7 separate regions of the Homo sapiens genome follow, and all the other regions are linked to region 2. The links are chromatin loops, found by intact Hi-C in ENCODE. Cell type or tissue: A673. All regions are shown on one strand.

Region 1 (4,000 bases), 91 kb before region 2:
ACTTCATGCTTTGGAAGACAGCCACCGAATGGGAAAACCAAAAATGACAGATGACACTTCAGGAGCTGGTCTCGCCAAGGCCTGTGCAGCTTCCTGCCATGTGCTCAACTCACTGGCTTGCCTGCCATTCTGAGGAAGGGGCACTGAGCAACAGCTGCTGCAATTGCCTGGCATTTCCCCGCCGACCCCCCATCATTCATTCACTCATGTATTCATCCGCTCAACACAAAACATCCTGTAGATGTTTCCGTATAGCAGATCATAGAGGGACAGACAGTGGGTAGGTGAGGAGGAAGGGTGATGCTGGAGGAATACTAAAAATTTTAGAATAGGAAAAAAATGCTCTCCCTCCCCTTGCCCCCCACCCCCCAAGAGCATTAGGACAAATACCTAATGCATGTGGGGCCTAAAACCTGGATGACAGGTTGGTAGGTGCAGCAAACCACCATGGCACATGTATACCTACGTAACAAACCTGCACATTCTGCACATGTATCCCAGAACTTAAAGTAAAATAAAAAAAATTTTTTAAAGAATAGAAAAAAATGAATGCAGTCCACTCCCACAAACAAGAAAGCATTTTAAGAGCAGTACAACATAAAGATATACCAATAAGAACACTGTTACAACAACAACAAAAATATAGAAGGCAAAAAATCTAAACTTCCCACAGTAAGGGATTGGTTGAATGAGACACAGTAAGCACGTGTGCGCCGTGCATCCGAGAAAATGAACGAGTATAGTTCAGTGTGCAACGACAGGCAAAGATCCCAAAGGAGCATCAGGAAGCAGAACGACAGATGGGCACTGAAATCAGCCCATTCTTCTTTAACAAAAACAAATATAGATTCAAGTCTACGCTTTCAAATGCAATGAAAATTTCTGGAAGGATAAATAAGAAACAGTTCACAATCTTTAAATAATTGAAAGGAAAAAAAAAAAACTGTTGACCTGGAAATCTACACCCAGAAAAAAAAAATCTCTCAACAATGAACGCAAAATAAAAACTTTTTCGGACATACAAAAGCTGAAGGAATTCACCTCCAGCAGAGCCGCACTACAAAAAATGTTTAAGGAAATTCTTTAGGCAGAAGGAAAATTATACTAGGTGGAAATCTAGATCTACACAAAGAAATGAAGAGCACCCAAAATTGAAAAATAATCTCGATACCATTTTGTAAAAATTTTTCCTACAGAAACTCACACTTTGCTCTCCTTTTCTCCTCCTATATCCCAAGGTAAGATGGTTGATGCCAAACTTTAAAGAATTTCATAAAAATGTTAATCAGTGTTAATATTATTGAATATCACAAATCTAACACTCGTAGCTCATAGCAGTTACTCATTAAATGTAGGAGGAAGGATGGAAGGAAAAACAGAGGGAGAGAGAGAGGAGGGAAAGAGGAAAGAAGAAAGAGAAGAGGAAGACAGGAAGCAGAGAAGGAAGGGAGAGAGGGAGGGAGGTAGGAAGGAAGGAAGGAAGGAAGGAAGGAAGGAAGGAAGGAAGGAAGGAAGGCAGGCAGGCAGGCAGGCAGGCAGGCAGGCAGGCAGGCAATTTTTATTTCTCGCCTGTTGCTGCATCATTTGCCCTTCCCTTGCATAAACCGCTGCCTCCCTGCTCCCCTCTGAAGAGTGCTCATCCAGCCGTCATCTCCTGGGACCATGTGAGAAAATAAGAATGAGGCTTTACATTCTGGCTTTCCAAGGCTGTGGCCTCCATTCTAAGGACTTACAGGATATTGAACCAACCACCCCCAAAAGGGAGCACTTTGTTCAATAACTGCAAGACCAAACAGCAAGTCTCTAAAGCCACAGAAGCATTTCTACACCCTGCACAGGGCTTACACCCTGCACTGGGTTTGCAGTGTTGACAGGCTCAGTGCATTCCTCCGGGGCTTCTTTGAAATTAAATCATGTGTAGCATATTTACATTCTGCTCCCAGATCTTACCGCAGGCCAAAGAACCCTGATCTAGCCTGACTGTAATGAGCCCTCATTAATACCCTGCATCCTCAGGGGTGACACAGGGTCCCGGGAATGTGCCCTTCACTGGGCTGAGCCTGCACATTGTCAAGACAGCCCAATAATCTCATGACAAATTAGTCCAAATGATTACCTAGTACTGTGTAAAAAATATTCTGGCAGCGTTTTCTTCACTTGTTACCGGTCAACATGCTCTGTGGATCTTAGGTTTTATCTTCATGATGCAAAAAGCACCCAAGACTGTAGTCAGCTCAGTCAAACAATTGTCCATATTGGTGTAGATTAAAAATAACCCTTGCCAGAACTTTTCACACTTCAAGTTGCTGTGGTGAACAGATACTGATACAAAGTACTGATTCAACACAGATATTGATACAAAGTACAGTATCAGTACAGATACTGATACAGATACAGATGCTGATACAAAGATGGATGTCTAGAGGGATATAGATACAGATACAAAGACGGTGTCTAGAGAGTCTTAAAGAACGATCTTTTGTCTCAGCTGGAGTGAGTCCTGTCCCCACTGGTGGCATAAGACCCACTCTGACATTACTGGGAGCAGGTTATTAGAAGCCAGGTCATCATAGGTCTTGTGTATGCTTGTGGCTGGGGAGGGACCTCAGCAGGACAGAAGGGGCCCATGGAGCTGACCTTCCTCAGGCCAAAATAAACAGGCTCTCTGTGGTCATTATTTTAATTAGATAATTTAATCGGTCTTGACATGCTTTCTATACACAGGCAAGAGCACGCCCAAACTGCTGCTGGGTCTGTGATATGGGAAAAGGTCTGATTTTTCCAGTGACTCCTGGATATAAAAATAAAGAAAAGGGGAGGAAGAGCTGTATTAATTCTTTTCCCTTCATGCAGTATCACTGAATTTTTTCCAGAGGTATAACGAAGAAAACAATCCTCCGAACCAATTTTTTCAAGGAAGTTATTCATTTTTCCTAATCTTCCTAAAACACCATGATTGCAGAAGACCCTTTGTCCCACAGATGCCCCTGTGTGAAGGCTGGTCTCCATTAACTAGTTCAGCCCCAGTCTACGCTTTCTAGGGGGAGGGAGCAGGGAGAGGGGGAAAAGGGCAGAGAGAAGAGAGGGGAAGTGAGGAGGAGGGAGCACAAAGTCATGATGCTTTAGTGTTTAGAAAAACATAATTAATTAAAAAAAACATTTGAACAAGTTTCTGCTTCTTTTCCAAAGCAACATAATACTCCTTTAGGCAAAGGGATTAAAGAAATGCAGGGTCCATGTTGAAATTATTTTCCAGGAAGACTTTGTTTCTGCTCATCCAAAATTTTCTTCTTTCCTGGAGGGTGGGCTCTAGATTTGGCTTCCCCAGAGGCAGTTCTGGGACATTTTGTAGGCCTGGCTGCCTCTCCCCTAGGGTGCTCCCAGACGCTCCCCAAAGGAGACACGCTGGTCACCAGCTTAACACTTCCTTCTTACTCTGGAAGCATGAGCAACTCAATTTTTCTTTACCCAGGCAACCAGAGCCCTGGACTCGCATTTGCTTTCTTCCTGCTATAAACTCTAAAATCCCTGTACAAAATAAAGTCACCCCTACAAATCTGTGTCAGTAATTCCCTCCTGATTCCTTCCCTCAGGGCAGCTCCCTGCAAACGAATGGCATCTCCATGGAACAGGCTGTCCTCTTACAAAAAGACAGGCCCCAGCAAACCAGAAGAGATTATGGACAACCCCAAAGACACAGGTCTGGGAGAGAAAGAAGCAAGTCTCCTGTCTTTCTGTTCCTGGTTAAGACCCACTGCCCTGCCCAGCTGCTGACACTGCAGCAAGCAGCCCTAACCAGGCTGACGACACCCACCTCATGAGGACAGTTAGATGCGGGGATTAAACTACAGACTATGACACTTGGCACTCAGTCGGCGGCGGGCTTCGTCCTGTGCTGGTCCTTGCTATTGCTATTGTGGGTTTCACATTCATGTACTCTTCTCAACTAAGAAACATCCATGAAATCTCCTCCCATCTCATTTGCCTGCTGAAAGCCGAC
Region 2 (4,000 bases):
CTGCACCAGGGAGCTGGACTGGGAAATGAGGGGACCCAGGGTGACTGGACTCCAGGCAGCAGACCCAGGAGGGGAGAAGTCTATAGAGTTGGGGAAATGGACACCAGGCACGAAGGTCTCCCGATGTCGGTGTAGACTGGGCCTGCCCACAGGAATGCAGGAAGCAGCAGGCACCCCAAAGCCCAGCTCATCATGGCTCCACCCTGTGCAAAACCACTCCCTGAGGCCCCACCCGCTTCAGTCCCATTCTATGCAAAATCCTTCCCTGAGGCCACCCACACACATGAGGGGGTGACAGGGAGCCTCAGAGCTGGATGAGAACCAGAGACCCCCCAATCCCACAGCCACTGAGTCACCTGACACACACACTCCATGAGAACAGAGCAGGTGATTAAGGAGGAAGTTAAAACAATGAACGGTTATTAAAAATAAAAACACAGCATTCCCTGAAGGGATTTTTTTTAATTATTGGATTAAGACTAAATTTCATATCAAACAGAACTAAAAATGATTTTCCTCTCATCCTCTACCTAGCAGGTGAGAAATATCACTTTATCCATGAAACAAAGAAATAACATTTTCTCAGTCATGTGAGCTATGATTTAAGTCTGGAATCACCCCACGCCGCCTGTGTAACCCACAATATAGAGCACCAGTGTGTCAGTTTCCAATTGCTGCCATAACAAATTACCACGAATGTAGTGACTTACACAGCACAAATTCATTCTTGCAAGTCTAGAGGTCAGAAGTCAAATGGGTCTCACTGGTTAAAATCAAGGTGTCAGCAGGGCGGTACGCCTTCTAGAGGCTCTACAAGAGAATCTATTTTATGTCTTTTCCAGCTTCCTGAGGCCACCACATTCCTTGGCTTCTAAGCCCTTATTCAAGCCCTTTCCTCCATCTTCAAAGCCAGCAGCATCTGGCTGAGGCCTTTTCATGCTGCCATCTCTTTGGTTCTCACCTTTCCAGCCATAGAAACTCTTATGATTACATTGGACCCACCAGGATAACCCAGAATAATCTCCCTACCTGAAAGTCATTGGATTAGCAACCTTAATTATATGGGCAACCTTAATTCCCCTTTGCTGTGTAATCTAACGTATTCACAGGTTCCGGGGATTAGGGTGTGGATATCTTTGGGGGCCCCTTGTTCTGCCAACCATACCTGGTAAACCTTTTTCCTCTGTGGAAAGGGGAGATATGGGCCTGTTGGAGGGATTGCAGGAGCCAATGTAAGTAAACTGACAGCCACAGAGTAGGCGTTCATTCGTTTGTGGGTGATTCCCCCCTTGATCAAGCTCTGGGTCTGAGGCCTGCTCTAATCCATGGCCTGGCCCCTTGGTCTAACCCCATGGCTGTCACCTGGCCCAGACCAAGTGACATTTTCACCAAGTGCAATGGAGACACTCAGGAATTATGATTTTTGTCAAAGATAACCATCTTCTTCATCCTTAGCTCTTAGGTAGGGTGGTATGTTGAATGCACAGGCATGGTGTATGTGAATTTAGATCCATTCCAAACAGATGTTTGCAATACCAGAGGAACACGCCTGCCTGCCTGCCTGCCTGAGAGCACACGCGTTAAAGCTAAACTGAGTTCAAAAGCATTCAAGTTAATGAGATGGCCCTCATTAGAGTTCCAAAACAGTAAACTCAAAGACAATTGTGTCTTAACATTTTCAGCAATAAAAAAGTTAGGACTTTTTTGCTTTTTAAATTACTGTTTTTTTAAGCCCTTATTCAAGCTTGCTTTCCCCTCAGTCAGAGCTTCCAGTTGACAATGGGTGGACAAGATAGGCTATTTACATGTTAACATGTTGGGGGTGTGGTAAGAGAGATGTACATAGAACCCAGAATTTAATCATGAAATCAAAAAGTTATTCAACATTTGAGGGAAGGATCAGGTAAAGAAAAACACATAATGCCTTCTGTAATTATAAGACATTATAAAAAATTAATGCTTTCAACAAAGTAAGTCACACAGATGAAAGTTAGTAATGAAATTAAAGGTATTATTCTACTATATATTTTCATCAAAGATACCACAAAAGCTTACCCACATTATCACTGTAATTAGCCTAATTTTCTACTGGAAAAACAAACTCTTATATCTTCTAAGGGAGAGTGGAGAAGTTTTATATCTATCCTTAGAATCAAAAAGAAAGCTTCCTTCAGCCTGCAATTACAGTTTGCACTAAAAACTTAATAGTTTGATTTTGTTTGAGATGTGGGTTTTTGAAAGGAATTGGTTTATACTGTCTGTACTAAATGTCTATCAGTACAGACAGTGTAAACCAACTTGGGTTTTCCATCGTGCAGAAAGCCTCAAGACACAAGACCACACTGCCACCTCGTGGCAGGATCAGATTTTACAACAGTTGAATTTAATGGTTCACCAGCCTTCAAGTTACTATTCAGAATCACCAGCCTTCAAGTTACTATTCAGAATGTGAAAAGCGTGTGTTCTAGGTGGTTATAGTTTAGCACTAAGAAAAACAAGAGTCCGGGGACAGGTTGTTGGAGGTGCTGAATTAAAACAATTTTTTGGAGTGCTAAATCTTCCCATGGCTTCCTAGGAAAGGCGCTAGCCCAATTCCTTCTGCACCATCTAAAATTCAATGAGAAAGGGGCCCCTGGAGTGGAGTGACACCGGTTCCTCCAAGGACCCTCTGTTGTGTACATTAAAATTCAGCAGTGCCATTTAGCAAAAATTAAATCAGTAAGGCTTTGGAGGTTAGGAAACCAAATACACTTATTTACCTAGTTTTAGAAACCAAAAAGAAAAAAGCTCCAAGTATAGGAAATGCTTGAATCTGATGAAATGCTTGGGATCCCCATCCCAAACACGCCACAATTGTTAAAATATTGGGGTTGATGTTACGGAAAATTCCCTAAGAAAAATGATTTAGGACAATAGCCACCAGTTTACAGACAAAAACAGAAGGATGGCAAGCTGCACGTTCAGGGTGATGGGGGAATTAGAGGTGTGGCTCTCCAAGGCTCCTGAAATGTCCACCGTGTGGTCATTCTTGGAGGACGGAAGCTTTGTGATCCTAAAATAATTAAATAAGGTGATTCCTATTTTTAAAGCAACAGAATTTGCATATAACCATAATTGTTGTATAATCTTGACCCAGTTATCCAAATTAAGGCCCCAGATATCTTCCTAATCTGATGATGAAGTAGTCAAGCACCACGTCGCTTTCCCCAGAGCCCCTTCTCTAAATACAAGGACATGGCAGGGTGGCTTCCTCCATCGCCCCCGCTGAGAGAGCAGGACCCGCAAGTGCCTCAGACTCATTCCTGCAGAACCAAGCCCGGCTTGCTGGTCTCTGCGGCGGCACCAGCCCTGCTCCACGTTCTTCCCAAGCGGAGGCCTGAGATATTTCCACCAACTCCTCAGAGGGTGAGAAAGAAGTTTCGAGGGTTTCCCTTCAGGAGAACCACCAGCTTTTCATGATCCACTCTTCAGACCCACACCCGCAACCAAGGCTGGCCATGAACTCTGGTGGCTGAGCTGAGAGGGTGTCACCTGAGGGAAGGATCCTGCATCGTCACCTTTCTCTTGTGCTTGAGAGAGGGCCTGGACACAGACAAGTCCCCTTGAAGCTAAAGGAACCTCCCAGGCTCTGCAACTACCATCTCCCCCCGTGGGAAAACACCAAATTCCACAAAGCCACAGGCCAATCCTCTCCCCTCCCACTCCCTGGGCCCGGGGAGAGGAAGTCCCACCTTTCCCAAGGGTCAAGGCTTGCCTGCTTTCCAAATGGCCACTTCCAGGATGGCTTTCCAGAAAAGTCTCCATGCAGGCACACCTATATGTTTCCAGAAAAGTCTCAACGCAGTCCCTGCAGTCTAAGGCCAGCATCGGCCCATCTCCCAAAGTCAGTGTGGTGTGGCTTAACACACCGGCTCACCCTAAATGTGCACTGAAGGGGCCCTGAACTACAATGAAGGGGACGCCCCGAGCCAGCAAACCCCGAGGGGCTGGGCGTGCCAGG
Region 3 (4,000 bases), 880 kb before region 2:
ATACATGGTGAGTTATTTAGATAAGCTGTGCCTTGATGTCTGCAACTTAAAAATGGCTTAACAACCAACATAATAGATTGATAGATACATACATACATAGGAATAGTTAACAGAGAGAAGACAAATCAAATTATTTAAACTAGGTGATCAGTATAGGGTTATCCACTGTCCTATTTGAACTTTTCTTTGCATGAGGAAAGGTTCATAATTGACAGTTCCAGAAAAAAGAAAGGGGACAGAAATGGTAATGTTAGCAGTGAAACACATCTGAGTCTCGCAGCACCAAAGTATGTTACTGACAGCGAATTCCCATGGATCTGCTGCAATTTCAATTTTTGCTTCCTTAGAAAAATGAATTCTACTGAGGTGCATAAGGCAGGAGAGACTGAGGCAAGTTTTGGAGCAGGAATGAGTGACAATGTATTAAAAAGCTTTAGAGCAGGAATGAAAGGAAGTGAAGTACACTTGGAAGTGGGCTAAGCAGGCGACTTGAGATCAAGTGCACGGTTTGACCTTTGACTGGGGTTTTATACATTGGCTTGATTCCGGGGTCTTGGGCCCCTTTTCCCCTGATTCTTCCCTGGGGGTGGGCTGTCTGCATGCACAGTGGCCTGCCAGCCCTTGGGAGGGGCTGCATGTAGTCTGTTTACTGGAGTTGTGCGCATGCTCACTTGAAGTGCTCTTCGCTCACTTGAAGTGCTCTTCCCTCACCGAATGCTCCTACAAGGTCATGTACCAGTTAAACTCCGCCATTTTACCTCTTACTGCACATGCTTGAGCCCACTCACCCAACTCCTGAAGTCTTATCGGGAAACTGTTGATCACCAGTTTTGTTTTTTTTCTGTATATTGGGAGACTGCCTTCCCAAGCCCCCAGCTGCAACCAATTACTATTTTAGAGAAACAGTGTAAAAACCTCCTGACTATCACCTTATGGTCTCCTGACGTTCCCGGTTGGTGGGTGGGGGGTGCCCTCTCCTGCCCCACTCATGCCTGACCACTTACCTCTGTAACAGTAGAAGAGGGTGTGAGTGTTAGGTGAAGACGGTGCCAGAATTCTCTCTGCTGTGCCTCTGGATGGTAATGTAGTGCTTTTTGTCTTCTTGTTGAGAAATGAGGAACCTGCAATTTAAAAGAACATGAATATTATTACCATACCAGCAATACAGGTTTGCATCCTTTCAAGACATCATAATGTGGTTTTAATGTGATCGTAAATTATAAAGACAGAATGTGTGAGAGGGCCCAGTGGCCTTGCTTTGATTGATTTATGTGTAAAATTTGGCCGTGGTAAAACTAGTTGTGGCTGACTGTGTCTATACAGTGCTAACAAAAAGAGAGAGAGAGAGGGCACATGCTATAGAGAGCTATTCAGTCAAATCCTTTAAGACCACTTAAATTCAGTTAAAATAAGTAAAAGTTGGTGCTGGACACAAGCATCCACACCCACACACACACACACCCATCCACACACACACATTCCCACCTTATTCTAAATCCAGTTGGCTCAGTTGATTGTATTAGCCTGGCAACTGGAGAAGTGAAATTCAGTCTAATAAGAAAAGAATTTTGTATAGACACAGTAAAACTGGGGAGCCTCTTTAATAGTGCATATTCACATAATATTTACTCCAGGCAGAAGTGAATAAAAGCTAAATTTCAGTGCAGACATTATTTCTAGACTAAATTAATGCTTTTAGTTTCCTTTAAACGTTTAATTTTTAGTTTGTTGAACACATATAGCAAAAAGTTTTGTACTGCTGAAAGAACTGCCTTTTAGAGGATGACTTAATTGAAAATGTAAATATCCTCTGTAGGGCAGAAGTTTTTTGGTTTTTGGTTTATTCTTTCTACTGGCTTAAGGATCTTTTATGCCATCTAGCGGCTGAGGGTAGAAAATACAAAGAATATTCAGAACCACCTCGAAAATACTAGATCAGGCAAACTTTCTCTGTAAAGCTTAGTAAATAGTTAAGGCTTTGAGAACCATATGCTCTTTGTCACAGTTCTTTCAAGAAGTCATTATAATGTGAAATCAGCTGGGCACCATGTAAAATGATCATGGCTGTATTTCAGTAAAACTACAAATACAAATTTGCATTTCATATTCCTTTTACATTTAATGAAAATTTTTTTAAATTTTTCCCCAACCATTTAAAAATGTAAAAATCATTATTAGCTCATACATGGCACCAAAACAAGCACTGAACTACACTTGGCGCAGGGGCTATAATTTATCATCTTATGGTAAAGATATTAACAGTTCTAATAGTGTAATAACATCATATTTGCTCTTCATTTGAATTGTCATAAAAGTAAAATTATAATTTATTACAGACATTTCGGTACATCATCCCCTTAACAGTTTAAAAGGTCTGTTATTATAATCTCATAGAGTAAGACATTGGAAGTTAAGTTGCTTATCAGGGAATAGAAAATGTGAGCTAAACAATGCAGTATGTAAAGTTCCTTGTTGTAGATTTCCTCCCCATTAACTTGCCGATAACAGGACATTACATTTTATTCCTTTAAAACATGGAAATTAGCATATTTAAACCATAGCTTTATCCTAGGGCATAATTTCAGTGTATTGTTATTAACCCCAAACTCTGAGTTGGAAGAAAACAAACTGCAGACTGGCAAAAAAAAAAAAAAAAAGATAAAAGAAAAAAAGAAAAGAAAAGAAAAAGAGAAAGAAGGAAACAAACATAGAAATAAAGAAAATCACCATGGGTGGGTGTTTATCACAAATTTCATAACCACGGAGACTCCAGCCCTTCTGTCTCACTTCCTGGATAGATAAAGCTGCCCTTAAAACAGTCCAAGCAATTTTTATCTTCTGGTAAAAAAGCTTTCAAATGTGCTCTCTGGTGAGAATTAACCTTATTTTTAGAAATATTGAATTGATATTTTTTGTCACACTGTTATACTAAACACATGTTTTTTGGTCATTTGGAAAAATAAAATAATAAGAAAAAACACTTTAAAATGTAATCCTTATTCCCAGAAATAAATACTATTGCTTTTTAGCCAAATTTTTTTCAGAATCTTTCTTATGTCTATAGGTACTTTTTACAAACAAATTTTGAATCATATTGCACATACTATTTTATAATTTGCTGTATTTATGCAAACTGTGTATTTTCCTATGTTATAAAATGTTCTAAAATGTAATTTTCATAGAGTGCAAAGTGATTGTGTAGCTATATTAGAATTTAGTCAACCCCTGAGTTTTAACCACGTAGATGATTTCTCATTTTTGTTCTCATGAATAAGGCTGCAACAAGTGCCCACATTACTTCTAAATCTAAACAAAACTTAATGATGAGCAAGTTGCAACCCCACATTCTCGCAGCTGTGAAAGAGCCTTTGCAGGGCTGTGGGGGTGCTTGCTTCTGCTGGAGGATGCACAGGTGTCCAGGTCCTAGGCCAACATAATGTTAACTAGCTTACCGGTTTGCGATGCCCTCCCCATGCATATGGTATAAACTGAAATTCCACGCCGATGTGTGGCACAGGGCTGGAGTTTCATTTTTCTCTAGAGTAATCCCTTCTTTTCACCCCATGGTCCCAAAAAATCACGTGCTTCCTTCCAGTTTCATCTGCACATGTGGTTGAGTTTTTGCATTACTTTTATCCAGGAGAGGGTGAGAATTAGTGATTCCCTTCCGTTTATGCACACAGGTGTGGCACGAGCATATTTTCCAAAACAAAATGTAGGACTTATTATGTGACAGAGATAGGTGTACTTAGGGGAGGTTAAGATACTGGGTCTGAAATTGAGATTATTCTTCCCAAATCTGAAGTGCTGTAGTCTATTATAACAATAACTGCAAAACTCAGTGACCACACTCAGAAGTTGATCCAGCAGAAGAAAGCTTCAAGTGTATCCACATAACTAAATCTAAGACCAGTAATATACCATTCAAAACAGTCTGTTTAAAAGAATAGAGCCCTATGGCAGCTGTTAGTCTGGCAGGTCTCCCGAAGAAAAATGGTGA
Region 4 (4,000 bases), 280 kb before region 2:
GTTTTTCTGTGGGTAGAAATTTCACGTGTAGCCTGCTTACTTTATTTCATAGACTGGGTAGAATACCACCAACTACTCCAGGATTTCTTAAACTGAAACTTGGAGTCCCTGGATGTGAAGGTGGGAAAATACATGAAGATTCTCTAAAAGCCAGAGAGCTACTTATAGTAATTGAAGCAAGTATCAACAGAAATAGAATAACAAATGAGAAGAAGCAGAAGTTCTCTATCTTCTGGTCCCTTCTCCTTCTTTCCTGTTCTGCCCAGATTTTAGAATCAACTGCAATGATGAGAGGAAGTCTAGAGGGAACTGATCCAAACAGCTGATGTCTGTGCAAGGCTGCTAGAAAAACTAAAAAAAAAAAAAAAGCTTTCTGGGGAACACTTATACACTGCTGGTGGGAGGGTAAATTAATTTAGCCATTGTGGAAAGCAGTGTGATGATTTCTCAAATAACTTAAAACAGAATTATCATTCAACCTAGAAATCCCACTATTGGGTATACCCAAAGGAATATAAATCATTCTACCATAAAGATACATGCACACCTATGTTTGTCACAGCACTATTCGCAATAACAAAGACATGGAGTCAACCTAAATGCCCATCAATGGTAGACTGGGTAAAGAAAATGTGGTACATATACACCATGGAACACTACGCAGCCATTAAAAAGAATGAGATCCTGTCCTCTGCAGCAACACGGATGGAGATGGAGGCCATTTTGCTAAGCTAACTAATGCAGGAACAGAAAACGAAATACCACGTGTTCTCACTTATAAATGGGACCTAAACACTGAGGACACATGAACACAAAGAAGGGAACAACAGGCACTGGGACCTACTTGAGGATGGAGGCTGGGTGGAGGGTGAGGATGGAAAAACTACCTATCAGGTACTGTGCATGTTACCTGAGTGACAAAATAATCAGTATACCAAACCCCCATGACACACAATTTACATATGTAATAAATCTCCACATAGGCCCTTGAAATGGAAATAAAAATTAAAAACAAAGATAAAATAACAACAGAAAATAATAAAAGAGGCTTTTGGGAAGTGGACAACTGCAGTGTGATGACAGATATGTGAAGTCAGGGGGCCCTGTCTCAAAGGACACAGTGATGTTTAAGGACTCTGCCTTTCCAAGAGACTGACAAGTCATTCAAGTGGACTGAGTCAGCCCCAAATGGTCATGCTCACTCCTTCCTCCAGGAGCCCTTACTTCACAGGAGGTTCTCAATGTAGCCCCCTGAGCCAGTCACTGGAAGAGACAGAGCCAGAAGATCAAACTGCGAGTCTTGGCCTGAAACTCAAATCAGCTGGCTCCATTTTCTTTCCACATCTACCTTCACTGCACATTGCCCAAAATAGCCTTTCTAGTTTCAGCAAGACAAGAGCTCCCAGAAGTTAGGCGCTAGCAGTACTGCAAACTATCTTTAGGTGGGATTAATTCCCTTCCGAACCTAAGACAGCAAAGTGCTGTCTTTACCTAAGATTAGTCTTTACCTAAGACAGCAAAGTACTCACAAGCATTTCAGACTCTGGGGATCCACACACCCCAGAATACAAGAACTTTCTGGGCAGAATTTTGCAAAGTCTCATATCCCTTCCAGCCCCTGAGTAAGCAAGGTCAGCAATACCCTTATCTGCCAGTGGAAGGAGACGTCCCTCCTCAAGGGCCCTGGAACCCACTATGGCTTCCCGATGGCCACTTTGAAGGAGGCCACTCAGCTCCATCTGGTGCTGGCTGTAGGCAGGGGCCCTGCAGAGAGGTCCTGGAACCAAACTGGAGGGTGGCTGCCGGCTTTGTATTTCAGTTAAAATGAACACTGCATTTGAAATGCTCTGGTGATTTTGTTTAAATTCTTTAAACTATTTTTTCTCTCTTAGCTCCATCTTCCTTACCTCCACTTAACCTACATGCTGGCAATGGGAAACGGAGGGAAGAAAATTCATTTTCTGAAATTGTATATATGAATTTTTGTCCTTGAACGATATTTTCAATGTTTTGACAGATGGCTCAAGCTTCCAAAATCTCTACGCTCACATTGACTTGATTTTTAGAGTCACATTGGAAGTGTCTGGCAACAAGAAAGAATGTTTGAAATTAGTGATATTCCAGCAAATGCAGGCTGTATGGTTTGAGAAGTCTCTGCCTCTCGTAGTGGTGCATGTGTCTTAGGTCAGCCATGGCATGGGGAAAAAGAACCTTATCTGCACCTGTCTGCAGGGCACTGAGCACCGCTTCCCTGGGGCTCTCTGTGTCTCTCACCAGCTTCCTACCTGCATCATTTTCCATATTCTCTGTCCTCTGGAGTGCCTAAAAACCCAGGCTGTGGGGCGATGCTGGCTCCACCACTGACCAGCCAGTGACTTTGTGCACTTTGCCTAAATTATCTTAACCCTTGTTTGCCGGGTACATAGTAAAATACCCAGCCACTCTTAGCCGTTATGAATTTCAGTGTTTCTGTAGATTCTAAGCCAAATGAGATGTAGGCACAGATATCAAAGATGACAACATGAAAGGGTTGTAGGTGAAGTTGGAATGGAGATCAAAGCAAAATTTCCAACTTCTTTTTTCTTTTTCTTTTTTGAGATGGGGTCTCCCTCTGTCACCCAAGCTGGAGTGCAGAGGCTCCATTTCTGCTCACTGCAACCTCCGCCTCTTGGGTTCAAGCAATTCTCCTGCCTCAGCCTCCTGAGTAGCTGGGATTACAGGCGCGGGCCACCACTCCCAACTAATTTTTTGTTGTTGTTTTTAGTAGAGATGGGATGTCACGGTGTTAGCTAGGATGGTCTCGAACTCCTGACCTCATGATCTGCCTGCCTCGGCCTCCCAAAGTGCTGGGATTACAGGCATGAGCCACCGTGCCCAGCCAACTTCTTTTTCTTCAGCTGAGACTTTGGGATGCACTCGGGGTGAGGGACAGTGAGGGCTGCTGAAGTCAGTTCTCCACCAGCCACAAGGACAACTGTGACTCGCCCTACCCCTCATCAAGCATAGAGTTCCCAGGAGCCTAGGAGAGAGGGCACTGAGCCTCCAGACCCTGGCCAGACTCTCCCCGAGGTTTGCCTCCCAGCTGGAAGCAGAGGTGTCAAAGGAAGGCTTATGGCTGGAAAGTATGTTCGAGATGAGAGAGAAAAAAAGAAACCGAGACAGAGACAGGCAGAGAGAGTGAGCACTAGGCCGTGCATAGAGGGGCCACTAACAGGGTAGACGCTCACGGCACAGGTGAGCAGGAGCGCAAGCGGCCAGAGATGGGGGCCCCCTTCCCCTGCTGGCGGCTGTGTTCGCATTCTTGCTGTCTTCTGTGGCTGAGAGTAACCACACAACAGTCCTCAGCCAAGATAGCCTTTCCCTGTCTTCACACAGACGCAGGAACCCCCAGGGATGAGTGCTCAGGAAGGGAGTGGACAGCAGAACCCTCCCTAGGACGCGGACCCTCTTAGGCAGGTGGCATTTGTCAGCCCGGGTTTCCTTCCTCCCCACCCTTTCCATCTTTCTCAGGCTCCTCCCAGCCTCTTCCATATTCCTCTCCCAGCCCCGTGCTGACACCCCAGCTGCTCTGGCAAGGATGGGCAGTGATAAGAGGAGCCCCGAGCAGGGAGGCTGGGGCCTGCAGTTTCACGCAGCTGTGAAGTGCACCGGATGGAGTCTGTAAAGTGCTGTGTGAAGCTTGCTGCAGCTGAGTCCCATGGGCGGAGGAATGGGAGACGTGCCGCAGATGAGGCAGAGCCAGCCTCCCCAGGTAGTGCCTTCTCTTTGAAACGGCCTGGGAGGAGTGTGGGGTGCTGATGAGCCCCAGAATAAAATAGACATAAGCATGTCAGATAATGCTTCATTCTCGATAGCAGTGCCTTCTGTCTTAGACTTCTTACGCAGCAGCTAATTCGTCTAACTAATAAAAGAGGCGTGGAGAGCAGTTCACGGAGAAGCTCCTCTCCCGCCCGTGGTTAGGGGCTGCACGTGCTCTGTACTCCGCAAATGCCATGCCATG
Region 5 (4,000 bases), 1.6 Mb before region 2:
GCAATTGCCTGCAGTATTCAGTACAGTAACATGTGGTACAGGTTTGTAGCCTAGGAGCAATAGGCCCTATCATACAGCCTAGGTGTGTAGTAGGCTGTTCCATCTAAGTCTGTGGAAATGCGCTTTCATCATTCATGCAAAGAGACAAACATCTTATGACACATTTCTAAGAATGTATCTATGTTGTTCATTGATGACTGACTGTATGTGATCACATTTTATCAGCAATTGATGCAGACCCTAATCTGGACATAATGCAGTGCAACCATTCACTATTGCTAATGCAATAACATTCTTCAAAGCTGCATTGGATGAATTAAAACCAGAAATTGTAGATGCCTGCTACAGGAACTTATGGAGTGAAGCCATGAATGATTTTAAAAGCCTCTCTGGGGTCAGTGGAGAAGTTAGGAAAATCATTCGTGCAGCAAGACAGGTTGGTGGAGAAGGGTTGCTGACATGCTTGCTGAAGTGGCAGAAGATATTGAAGGACATCAAGAAGTGTTAACAAATGAGGATTTGGAAGAATTTGTTGAGTCGTCTGCAGAGAAAGATGAAGAAATGAAGCAGAACCAGCAATATGGACATAATCGAAGTGTGCTGAAGTGTTTCAAATTGCACAGACATTAAAGAACCAAATTATGGCATATCTTAGGATGGAATGCAGTGTTAAAATTACTCATATTCTCACTGAAGAATTATAATCTCTGCAGCAACACTTTGATGAATTGAAAATAAAGACACAACATCTGATTGCAATGTTCTTCCAGCAGGTCTTGGCAAAAAAAAAAAATAAATAAAATAACACAACAAAAAAACAAAAAAGAAAAACCCTTCAATTCTCCAGGATCCCCAAACATCAGCATCGTCTGCTCCTGACACCCAGCAAAAAATACGTTGTCATGGTGCGATGCTCTGGGGCCATGTGAAGCAGGTGATCCTCTCCCTGATGTATCATCAGGAGGGCAGTAGTAGCCTAACAATATGTCAAAATGTCTCCATTCGCCTCACTTCATGTCATCCCGTAGGCACCGTATCATCTCACATTACCACAGGAAGGGTGAGTGCAGAACAGTAAGATATTTTGAGAGAGAGAAAGGGAGGCCACAGTCACATGACTTTTATTACAGCCTATTGTCTTAATTGTTCTATTTTATTAGTAGTTATGGTTGTTAATCACGTATGGTGCCCAGTTTATAAATTAAACTGTATTTCTGGTATGTATATATGCATGTATAGTAAAAAAATATATAGCATATATAGTGTTGTGTACTATCTGCAGTATTAGGCATTCACTGGGGGTCTTGGAACTATTCCCTGCAGATAAGGAGGAACTACTATACACATTTGGAGAGATACATTTTCTTCCATAAATCCACAGAAAATCAAGATGCTCCTTGTTGAAATACCTTAAGGGCTCACAGGACATCAGTAAAGAACATACAGCCAGCTGCACGTCTTGGTGAGCCTATGGAGGGGGATATTCCCTACCTCCAAGCTGTCTGGCCCTTTGTCGGGGTGAGGGGGCAGATTTCTAAGGGCAACAAGGATTTCCTGGAGCTCCTAAATGCAAAGCTCATTTGCTTTTTATCACAAAATGTGGTCCAAAAAAACAGAGTTCTTATGGCATAAATGCTATTGTCCTAACCTCTTTGGAAGAAAAATCCATTTTTCAAAATACTACACAAAAGACATATCTAGAAAACCATTGTGAGGTTTTAGTTGCTGTAATTAAGAGCTTTCAAACTTTTGTGTAGAATGTCCTTTAAACCATTGAGCATCCCAAGTGTTTATGGTAAAAAGAATCTTACAGTTAAATGACATTGGTGCTGATATGGAAACACTGAAAATGGGTGCACTTTTGTGTATAAGTCGAATGCCCATTCAAGCCTGCAAAGGAAACACCTACTTTAAATATCCTCTCTTCTTCACACATGTTGTCATAACATAAATTGTGGTCAAGACCACGTCTCTCCACCCAACCCCATCAAACAAAAACAAAAGGTCTGCTCTTGAAAACCCTGCCCTCGTTGCTAAATCTCTATGTTAAATAAAGAGGGCGTAGAGCCATTTCTACCAGGTGCTGTGATGCATTTTTCAGTCCCTTTGCCCACCTGCTCCTCACGGCTCTTGTTGTGCAGTACCACATGTCTCCTGTAGATGGCTCTACCTTCCCATTATCTCCCTCTATCCAGAAGTGGCTGCAAGTCTTTAAGCTCCTATTAGTAGTTCTATTGGCGTTTGAATCAGGGACTATGAAATGTAGCTCCAAACCTCACTGACCTAAGTGATAGTGGATACTGTTTATGTAGAAAGGAAAGCCATGAAACATTGAAATAAGGGGAGGCTGGAAAGATCCACTTGGTGGGATGTCCTGAAGGGTGGCATGGTTTAGCCTCAGCAGAGACGCACCGAGGTGCACTAACTTTGGGTAAATCTGTAGAGTCTTTGAAGCATCACAAAGCATTTTAGTATTTTGAAAAGCTCTGATAAGTTCTGTAGAAAAAAACCTTGTTGATTTGCAAGCATTTTTTAGAGATTCTACATGCTAATTTTAACTATCAATATACATTTTTTTTTTGCCTTCTGCTTCTTGTGACTGTTCCTGTCAGAAACATTCTTCTTGGCTTCATCTAATACCTTTATACTATAAGTTTAGGGGTCAAAACTACAGTATGGTAGCCACCGCTGATTTTATATATAAAAATTTTTGGAACACAGCCACAGGCATTTGTTGACCTATCATCCCTGGGTGCCGCTTCTGTGCTACAAGGGTAGAGTCGAATGGTTGTGACACAGAAGGTGTGACTTGCAAAACCAAAAATATTTACTATCTGGCCCTGCAGGGCTGGGTGGGGTCAGGGGCAGCTCCGTGGTGTTCTGAGCGGCATTTAGCAGCAAGGTCTTCACTTTGGTGCTGTGAGGTCAAGAGGCGCGTGGCCCTGCAAGCTGCTTTGGGTGTCCTTCTCAGGCCCCTCAGAGTCGGAGTCGCTATCAGAGGAGCGGGTGAGAGCAGTGGGCACACGGGCTCCTTGTTCTCAGCATTGATGTCAGCACCAACCTTCAGAAGGAGGAAGGGGAGAGTCAGGGACCCCAGTCCAGCTGCCAGGTGCAGGGGTTTGTTTCCTGCAAAGGTGTGAGCATTCACGTTGGCCCAGAACTTGGTGACCAAATGGGTGACAAACCCCAGCTCCTCCATCTCTGTGGCTAGATGCAAGGCTGTTCAGCCCCCCTGCCACTCTGTGGCTTCCACTTCAGCCCCACTGTTCACCAGCAGATCCAGGCACTCAGGGCTTCAGGCTTGGACTGCCAGGTGTACTCTTGCGTCGCAAGAGTGGAAATGGGAAGAAAAGCATCAAAACCTAGTCCGTTGGAGTGTATGTTAAAGAATTTCAAGAAAGGTTTTGGTGGAGATTATGGAGTTCAACTGACCCCTGCAAAGATTGAAAACTCTTTGTGAATTAAAATGGCCTTCTTTTAATGTCGGGTGGCCAGCTGAAGGAACAATAGATAGGGAAGCAATTGGCCATGTGTTCAGGGTAGTAACCGGAGTTGGAGGACAGCCTGAGCACCCAGATCAGTTTCCATACATTGACTCCTGGTTAAACGTAGTCTAGACTCACCCCAAATGGCTTCAGCCCTGTCTGGTAACCTATTGTAAAGCCTTGGTGGTCCAGGCTGAGCCTAAGGCAGCTGAAAAATCAATTACGCTTAGAACCTCGGAAAAAAGAAAAGGCAACAGGAGAGTTAGGAAAAGCTGGTTCTACAAGCTCCTCCAGAGGATAGGGAATTTCCTCCCCCTTATGCTCTGATATATCCATCCTTCTTAGAGCTAAGACAAGGCATGGAGCAAATGGCCCTTGAGGAATCAGGCTCAGAGGAAAGTGAGTCTCAACCATCACCCCACAGGGGAGAATCCGAGCCTTTGCCTGTAAAAGTTAAGGAGGAAAAGCAAAGTGACGCAGTGGGCCACCTCCAGTCTGGCCACACCCGAGCCTTA
Region 6 (4,000 bases), 470 kb before region 2:
ATCAGGTTGCAAAACCTTTCTCTTTCCCACGTGAAAGCAAAAAGGAAGAGTGGGACTTGTCTACAGATCGCCACCACACCTGTTAGTTGGATTTTTAGGATTGTCTGCTTCTCACATACAGTTCCCTCCCTCACTCTCCCTTTCTTTCCCCTTCCTTTCCCTCCCTTCTCCTCACTCTCCCCTGGGAGAGAGGGGATATAAGGTATTACTGAGAAAGACTTCACATGCAGGGCAGTAACCAAAGACTACCAACTTTTTATCTCACACTTTGTCTTGATCACTCTCTTCCATTTCCTAGTGGTGATTTCTCCATCACTAGCAAGCTGGGGATCTGTGATTTCTAGTGCTCGTCCCTGCTGGCCTGTGGCCCCACTCCTGAGGTCCTTTCCAATAGATGAGCAGTTGATGCATTCCACACCTGGCAAGAGCTGGCATTGAATATGGTGATGATCCTCCGTATTGTCCAAGAACACTGTGAGATGGAAAAGGCTGAGGATACCTGCAAGTAGCAGGCTGTGTCAGGATGGATTTTGCAGGCTCTAGATGGATCTCAAGATGTGTCAAAGGCTCCAAAATTGGCGACAGTGGCCTGGGGCTGGGTGGAGTGAGTGATGGCTGGCCCAAGACCCAAACAAATTACTCTGGTATTTCACTATTATCTAAGGAAAAGATAAGTAGTCTATCTTTATGTTTGGGACCTTAATCTCATAAATGTCTGCCATAACAAGCTTATTTATAGCTCATTATAAAAATTAGTGTACCTGGCTTAAATAAATAAGTGGTACAGACCTTGACAGACACCGGAGGATTGCTAGAGGTTTGCCAATCTTGCAGATGAAAGCAAAGATATGTTCTTACCAGACTTCCCATGCAATTTTTTGCACTTTCTATTCCATTTAGATACAAAACTCTTTGAAGTTAAAATAAATAGAAACAAAAAGACAAAAACAAACAAAAAACCTAAAAACATTTCTCTGGACTGCAGTAAGCCTCATGACTCTTTAAAAGACATGGGAAATGCAAAGAGAAGTTTCTTTTAGTCCTACTGAGAGGTGTACTGTCCATGTTTATTTGAAATTTCCCCTTTGTTTATTTTCTTCTTTAGAAGTAGAACAACTTTTTCTAGCACTATGAAGATGTGGTGTCTTCGACCCATTAAGTTAATTTCATTTCAAGTGGAGATACAAGTTCTTATGAAGTTTTTACAAAACTTCTGTTACAAAAGCAGAAATGGGATGGTTTAGCTTTCATTTTCTTTTTGGGGTGCAATTTAATTTAAAGTTCATAAAATATGCATAATGACTAAAATACAGCCTGAATTTACACACACAAAAAAATGGTATTAAAGGACATTGTATATTATTACCCAAATGAAGCCATCTTTAGGCAGCTGTTAAACAATCAAGCTTTGTGTGTGTGTGCACGTGTGTGTGGTGCCCACTTCATACATTTACAAAATACACATGGTAATATGAATAAACTGAATAAGTTAGAGAAAAACAAAGCAGAATTGGACAAAGTTAATACTGCCAGCCAGTTTACAATCTTCTTTGAGCATTTTAACATGAACATTCATACAAAAAAGACAATATTAAAACCATAAAGTCCAGAACCCACTCCTTTTACATAAAGTGGAGACGTGTCACTAGATTAGACAACATGGCTTTGTAACACTAAAACAAACCGTCTGTTCAAAAAGACCCATGCACAAGGAGGCATTATTGGGCCTTGTATCTGCATTGAATGAGCATTCAGAGCACTGATTTTCTATTGTCCCAACTCCATGATGGCCTCCCCCAGCCTCAACACAGATGACAAAAGAGATTTTTAACGATGTAGCACCACGGTAGTTAGGACCCACAGGGCCAAGGCAGAGAGGCAGCTGATCAGAGGCACAGGGAGGATTCTGATAGTGTTTCATGGTCTGGCAACGTAAAACCACTAGACTGTGTTATCAGTGATAGGGTGTTTGTCCTCTAAGGCAGGACATTGCAGCAGGCTCCCAGGAGAGAGTGCCACAGACTGCCTAATGGTGGAAGAGCACTTTCTATTCTGTTCCTTAAGGCTAAGTACTCAACAGTTTTTTAGGCAAACATTTTTTCAGTCGCATTGAAGGTCACAGCTGCATTTGACATGACTTGAATTGGCTGTTTGAGGTGTGTCTCAAACTTGTGCTATTGGCAGCAGAGGTCTGAATGTCTAGGTTGAAACCTGTTCCCCATTTTAAAATCAGTTCATGCTGGATCAAAGGTGAGACCCCTGTCAGGGTTAGCAACGAGTTGCTGATCTGTGTGGTAATAAATAGCTCTGAGTCTGGGAGGAATGGCTGGTGAGGCTGGAGTGCTGTAGCATGTAGAAGTGCGGACGTTGGTGTCTGATGCGCTGCAACGAGGTTTTCACTGTATCGGTGTGACTCTGATGCATCGCTGGATCTCTCTCTCTCTCTCTGTTGTTTTTTTTTTTTTTTTTGAGACAGACTTTCCCTCTGTCTCCCAGGCTGGAGTGCAGCGGTGCGATCTCGGGTGATTACAACCTCCACCTCCTGGGTTCAAGAGCAGGAGGTTTAGCCTCCTGAGCAGCTGGGATTACAGGTGCGTGCCACCACGCCTGGCTAGTTTTCATATTTTTAGTGGAGATGGGGTTTCACCATGTTGGCCAGTCAGGTCTCGAACTCCTAACCTCAAGGGATCTGCCCACCTCAGCCTCCCAAAGTGCTGAAATTACAAGCATGAGCCACCACACCCAGCACTATCACTGGATCTCTTGAACACCCACTTTCTCCTTTGTAAAGTGGTGGCAGCAGCAGAGCTGATCTCTGATGGCTGCTGTGAAGATTCGATGAGATGACCATGGAAAGTTCAATAGTGGTGACGGGTGAGCAGCCCAGAGAGAAGCTGAGCAGGTGAGCTCCTCCCGGTGCTGGCCTTTGCCTGGGACCATGTCCACAGCCAATTATGAGAGCAGACTGCAGTACTCCAGACAGCCCTGGATCCACTTATCAGATTGCACAAGCTAGGAGGGCCTTCAGTTGTAGAGCAGCAGAAGCTAAGTTTGGTTAATTTAATCACAAAGCATAGAGCTGGCCTTGTAAAGACATAGTCACTGCACCATCAGACCGGACAGTGCAGATTGCCTCACAGACACCACTGACATTGGGCTCTGGAAATAGCCACTAGAACTATGGCCCTGTCCCCTCTGAAATGGTGGCTGGCTGCCCCTGCTGCCCCCACCCATAGCAGAAAGGATTCCTAGAGAACCCGTCTTATCACCACAAGCTTATGATCCAAACTTAGGGTGGATGGGCTGTTTGGCAATACCTAGATCTCATACCTGAACCCCCTACCTGTGAGGGGGCAGGCATTTTTAGCTTTTCTGTGGGAGGTGGGCTCCTCCACTAATCACGTCCATGGAGTTCCCTAGTTGGGAGGCCAGAAAAAATGAAAAATGTCTACTACAAGACCCTGACAGATGTCCCTAGGGTTTCCTGTAATTGTCTACTTACTGTCTGCACACTCAGCTTGTAATAATGAACTGATTCCCTAGAGGCCAATGATAGACTGATGTTTGGAGTATTTGACAAGGCAGAAAATTTTCTCTCATATCCTGGATTATGTTCATTGCTTTTATGCCCAAAGTGAAGGGAGTACCATTTCCTCACAGCCTCAGAAGTGGGAAGTGAGCTCGCATGTTTAAAGACCTTCTACATACCTGACAGTTGAGACAGACTGTGGATGGCGGAAAGAGGACTGGACAGAGTCAGGAGACCTGGTGCAACCCGGGCTATCACTTACTAGCTTTGTGAAATTACTAGCTTTGTGGGGTCATTACAGCAGATCTCTGGATGCCAGTCGCTGTATCTGAAAAATGAGCATCATCATCATAACTATCTAAGGGAACTGTAAGAATAAATTACATGACGTTTACGACAGTCCCTGGGACATAGTCGGCATTCAGTGCCCTCAGATGGTTTGGTCTTTGAGCTTTGATTACCTCCTGAGAT
Region 7 (4,000 bases), 1.2 Mb before region 2:
CCATATAAAGTGCTATGGCAATTTGAGAGAGAGAGGCCGTAGAAGAAAGGGAAAACCTTTATATTTAAGGATTCTGAGTAGCACTTTTTTTTCTGCCTTTTGAACAAGGAGCCCACATTTTCATTTTGCACTGCAGCTCACAAATTTTGTAGCTGGCCCTAGACTCATCTGAGGTGGGAGAGCAGTTATCTGACAGAATCTCAAAGAGTTGTCACTGTTTTGAGACGCATAACATCAGAAACTTGAATTTTGGAAAAGACATTTTATACAACAGGGGTTCATTCACCTTTAATTTTATAGCATGTTTTCTTTTTTAAAATGCTTGCTTTTCTCAGCTGTGTTAACAGAATACAAGAAAATGCATTTTTTCCTTCATCAGAAAGAGAGAAGGAACCCCATGCCAGTAATAATCCAGGCAAGGGGACACAGGGACCCCCATCTCGCTGAGGGATTTTGATTCCAGAGGTTTTGCTTCTCACTTGACGGGAAGCACACTGTTGTCTTCTGCTTATTTTAGTAAGGGGACTGTGATGGTTAATACTGAGTGTCAACTTGATTGGACTGAAGGATGCAAAGTATTGTTCCTGGGTGTGTCTGTGAGAGTGTTCCCAAAGGAGAGTAACATTTGAGTCAGTGGACTGGGAGAGGCAGACCCGCCCTCAATCTGGGTGGGCACCATCTAATCAGCTGCCAGCACGGGTAGAATAAAAGCAGGCAGAGGAACGTGGAAAGGCTAGACTGGCTTGGTCTCCTTGCCTATATCTTTCTCCTGTGCCGGATGCTTCCTGCCCTAGAACATCGGACTCCAAGTTCTTCAGCTTTGGGACTCTTGGACCTTCAAACACAGACTGAAGACTGCACTGTCGGCTTCCCTGCTTTTGAGCTTTTGGGACTCGGACTGGCTTTCTTGCTCATCAGCTTGCAGACAGCCTATTGTGGGACCTCACCTTGTGATTGTGTGAGTCAACATTCCTTAATAAACTCCGCTTCATATATACATCTATCCTATTTTTTCTGTCCCTCTAGAGAACCGTAATACAGGGGCCATGTACTCACATCCCAATATGAACAAGCAAAACTCTTGTCTGAAGGACCTGAAAGAATCTTAGATGAACCCATGATGTTTATCTTGTCACTGGGCAAGCCAGAGAAAGTGTCACACTGACCTACGGAGAAAAGCTTTTCAGTCAGGAAGTTCACCCTCAAGGTCTGCTTTCCTGTTTCAGGAGTGTGGCTAAGCATTTGCTCATGCCCGCCAATGCCCTCCATTTACAGAGGAGTAAGTGGATCACAGGAATGTGCTCTTGGCCCGAGGAATTGCATCTCACTGGCTACAGTATTGCTGCAGGCCCAGAAGGCATCTACACATTTGCTCTGCCTGTACAAAGATTTAAAAGAAAGCAGATTGAGCACACAAAAACCCCAAAGTGGGAAAACCCACAAAACCCAGAAAGGTCAAGCAATTTATTTAGCAACATTTCAGCAAGAGGTTGCCAGAACTGAAATGTCCCAAGTCTCTTGACTTCCTGCCAGTGCACTTTGAGTCTCCCATCTGAGAAGCGAACAGCAGCATGAAGACAGGACACTAAAGACAGCGAACTCCAGGTTTCCTGTGTGACAGTCCTTATTCCTGTGATCTATGACTGCCTATGTCGGTTGTTTTGCTTGTACTTAAGTGTTTACTACTGTTTCAATTTAATGGAAAATAGAGAAGCCCATAAATTGGAAACCATATGACCTGGCAAACGGTTTAAGCTGTGTGGGACGTCCAGTTGATGGAATATGGAAATTTCCTGTGAACTGCTCTTAAATCCTTTAACACATAGTACTCTCTGCTGCCTCTGGGATGTCATCTGTTCTTTCTGCCTGGGAACATTATTCCTTCTCTTCTCACCTAGGTAACTCCTTTATTCAGTCAACAAATATTATGCCGTCTGTACTATGGGCCCCATGCTCTTTTAGGTCCTGGGGATACAGCCATGAACAACAAAGTCCCTGCCCACTTGGAGCTTACATTCTGGTGAATCTACACTCACCCTTCAAGATGTGACATACATCTCCTTCTCAAGGGATCTGTCCTCCTGTGCCTCCCCCAGAGGAGGTTGGGTTTACCATTTATACTCTCCCCTAAGGCCCAATACTTCTTCAGAGTTCTTTGCAGGCATGTATTATTTTCTTCATTATTTATACATAGTTGGTTAATGTCTGTCTTTCATTGCTGGATGGTGACCTTATGAAGGCAGTGGCTATGCTGGTTCTGCCCACTGCTGTATTTCTGAGCCCATCAGCCTGCAACATGGGCTATAATCAATGTTTGTTTGTTGATTGTGGCTAATTGCATGCTTTCTGCTAGAAGTACTTGTATTTTTTCAATATACTTCTAGCCAAAAGGTGGCACTGCAGGAGAATAAGTGAACAAAGCTTCAAACTAGTTAACTGTAATCATTGGATGGGATCCAATTAGTTATAGGCTAGTGTTAGAACTAGAAATAGCTTATTTCAAAACTTGTACACACGCATATCCATACACATATTCGAAATCTCAATAAAACCAATGAATGAAAGTCACCTAAGCTTATTAAGAATATTAACATTTCTATGACCATTGCAGAGATCCAGATGCAGTTACAAACACAGCTAGAATCCAAATTATGATTCATTAACTAATAAATATCTATTTAGGACATGGACAAGTTGAATTTTTTTATCTCAGTGGTTACAAGTAAAGAAAAAAAACCTGTAATTTTTTTTGGTTAGTAACTTGCTTTGACTTACTACAATTTCATTGCAAAATTATCCTCCAAATTCCAGCTCCCTTCCATAAGTCTTCTTATAGCATGATAAGCCTTTCTGAAAAAATGATATTACAACCAGCAGCCTCTTCAAAGGCTTCAGCAACAAATACACAGACAGCAGATAGACAACTGCTAGATAAAAATCTGCTCACAATGTTGGCTGTAAATAATGAATGGTGGTTTCCATGTTTTAGCATTGGCCACCTGGGTGCCTGTGGTGCCCAAGGCAAGTCACCAACTTCAGCAGAGCATCCTCCCCACAAATCGGAATCTCTTCCTTTATGTGTTTACCTCCAAAAACCAAATACAAGTTTACATGGTCCTTTTATTTTTATATGAGATATATCTGATGTGGTTATGGGTGAGTGTGTATATGTGTGTGTGAGATTGTGTGCACATGCCTCTGTGTGTGTGTGTAATGGAAGTGTGTAAGTAGAATATGATTCACTTGGAAACAATATTTTGCTTTATATTCTGCTTTATAGATGAAATTTTATCCATGTCCTCATATCCTCCAATCTAGTTGGAAAGATAAGGCCCATAGACATGTCGGTTAGCTGCGTTTTCAAGGTTTTTGAACTACAGATACAAATCAGCAGTGTGCTTCAGATTCGGCATCCATATTACAATTCACAAACTGCAGTTAAGGCTACAGTATACATTTTACGTAGGCTTAGCAGGAAGATTCCACCAAAGGGCCAGATGTCAGAGACAGTGAATTTCACTGTGCGTTGCTCTGATGAGGGATAACTTCTTTAGCAGAAGTATGAGCAGACCATGTCTCCTGCACATTATTAGAAGTTGTCTAGGTCTTTGGAATTTGGAGACTTCGAAAATACTTCTGCTGTAAACATTAAATTGATAGCTTTTTAAAAATGTACAACCTCAGCATATATTAGCAAAAAGAAGAAAGCCATTCAGCTTCCAAGTTTTCTTAAGAATAAGAGCCAAAATCTCTGTGGCTTCTAACAAAAATAACTTCCAAATAAATATTGTGCCTTATGACACAATGATAATTATAAATGAGAACTAGAAATATATATATATTTAAATTTTTTAGTTAACATATATGTAAGAAAAACACATGTGACCAATGCTAGAAGATATTCTCCTTAATTAAGTTGGTAAGAGGTACCACATTCTCCACAGGCTGGATGGCATCAATGGATTTTGGCAGATTTCACTGAAGGAAGAAAATGCCAGGT

The links. A loop is a pair of places that touch in the nucleus more often than their neighbours do. Peaks named below come from ENCODE experiments on the same cell type or tissue, not always from the same donor. Only the 100,000 strongest peaks of a DNase experiment are listed, where the experiment ranks them.
Region 1: a loop joins it to region 2, with 5 times the contacts of the local background. A loop is called at or near these places in 2 of 110 quality-filtered maps.
Region 3: a loop joins it to region 2, with 8 times the contacts of the local background. A loop is called at or near these places in 4 of 110 quality-filtered maps.
Region 4: a loop joins it to region 2, with 5 times the contacts of the local background. A loop is called at or near these places in 4 of 110 quality-filtered maps.
Region 5: it touches region 2 in a loop (7-fold over the local background); 7 of 110 quality-filtered maps call a loop at or near these places.
Region 6: it touches region 2 in a loop (4-fold over the local background); 4 of 110 quality-filtered maps call a loop at or near these places.
Region 7: it touches region 2 in a loop (6-fold over the local background); 11 of 110 quality-filtered maps call a loop at or near these places.

The regions. Positions count from the first base shown.
Region 1 is chr18:10,060,445-10,064,444 of GRCh38, reverse strand. No RefSeq gene overlaps it. Among named protein-coding and RNA genes, the nearest start is that of VAPA, 150 kb to the right of the region's middle. In A673, no CTCF peak of the experiment used is centred here; DNase peaks (open chromatin) are centred at 1,664 and 3,844; H3K27ac peaks cover 4,000 bases.
Region 2 is chr18:9,969,863-9,973,862 of GRCh38, reverse strand. No RefSeq gene overlaps it. Among named protein-coding and RNA genes, the nearest start is that of VAPA, 58 kb to the right of the region's middle. In A673, a CTCF peak has its summit at 2,353 (motif pointing left); a DNase peak (open chromatin) is centred at 2,342; H3K27ac peaks cover 719 bases.
Region 3 is chr18:10,849,813-10,853,812 of GRCh38, reverse strand. The region is part of intron 7 of PIEZO2 (piezo type mechanosensitive ion channel component 2); the gene reads left to right. Among named protein-coding and RNA genes, the nearest start is that of MIR6788, 92 kb to the right of the region's middle. In A673, a CTCF peak has its summit at 1,885 (motif pointing left); a DNase peak (open chromatin) is centred at 1,872.
Region 4 is chr18:10,247,155-10,251,154 of GRCh38, reverse strand. No RefSeq gene overlaps it. Among named protein-coding and RNA genes, the nearest start is that of LINC01254, 170 kb to the left of the region's middle. In A673, a CTCF peak has its summit at 1,727 (motif pointing left); no DNase peak of the experiment used is centred here.
Region 5 is chr18:11,551,683-11,555,682 of GRCh38, reverse strand. No RefSeq gene overlaps it. Among named protein-coding and RNA genes, the nearest start is that of SLC35G4, 56 kb to the left of the region's middle. In A673, CTCF peaks have their summits at 1,958 and 2,157 (motif pointing right); a DNase peak (open chromatin) is centred at 2,172; H3K27me3 peaks cover 202 bases.
Region 6 is chr18:10,440,626-10,444,625 of GRCh38, reverse strand. No RefSeq gene overlaps it. Among named protein-coding and RNA genes, the nearest start is that of APCDD1, 12 kb to the left of the region's middle. In A673, a CTCF peak has its summit at 2,006; DNase peaks (open chromatin) are centred at 3,035 and 3,585; H3K27me3 peaks cover 1,575 bases.
Region 7 is chr18:11,152,975-11,156,974 of GRCh38, reverse strand. No RefSeq gene overlaps it. Among named protein-coding and RNA genes, the nearest start is that of PIEZO2, 5.4 kb to the right of the region's middle. In A673, CTCF peaks have their summits at 2,184 and 2,385 (motif pointing right); a DNase peak (open chromatin) is centred at 2,414; H3K27me3 peaks cover 433 bases.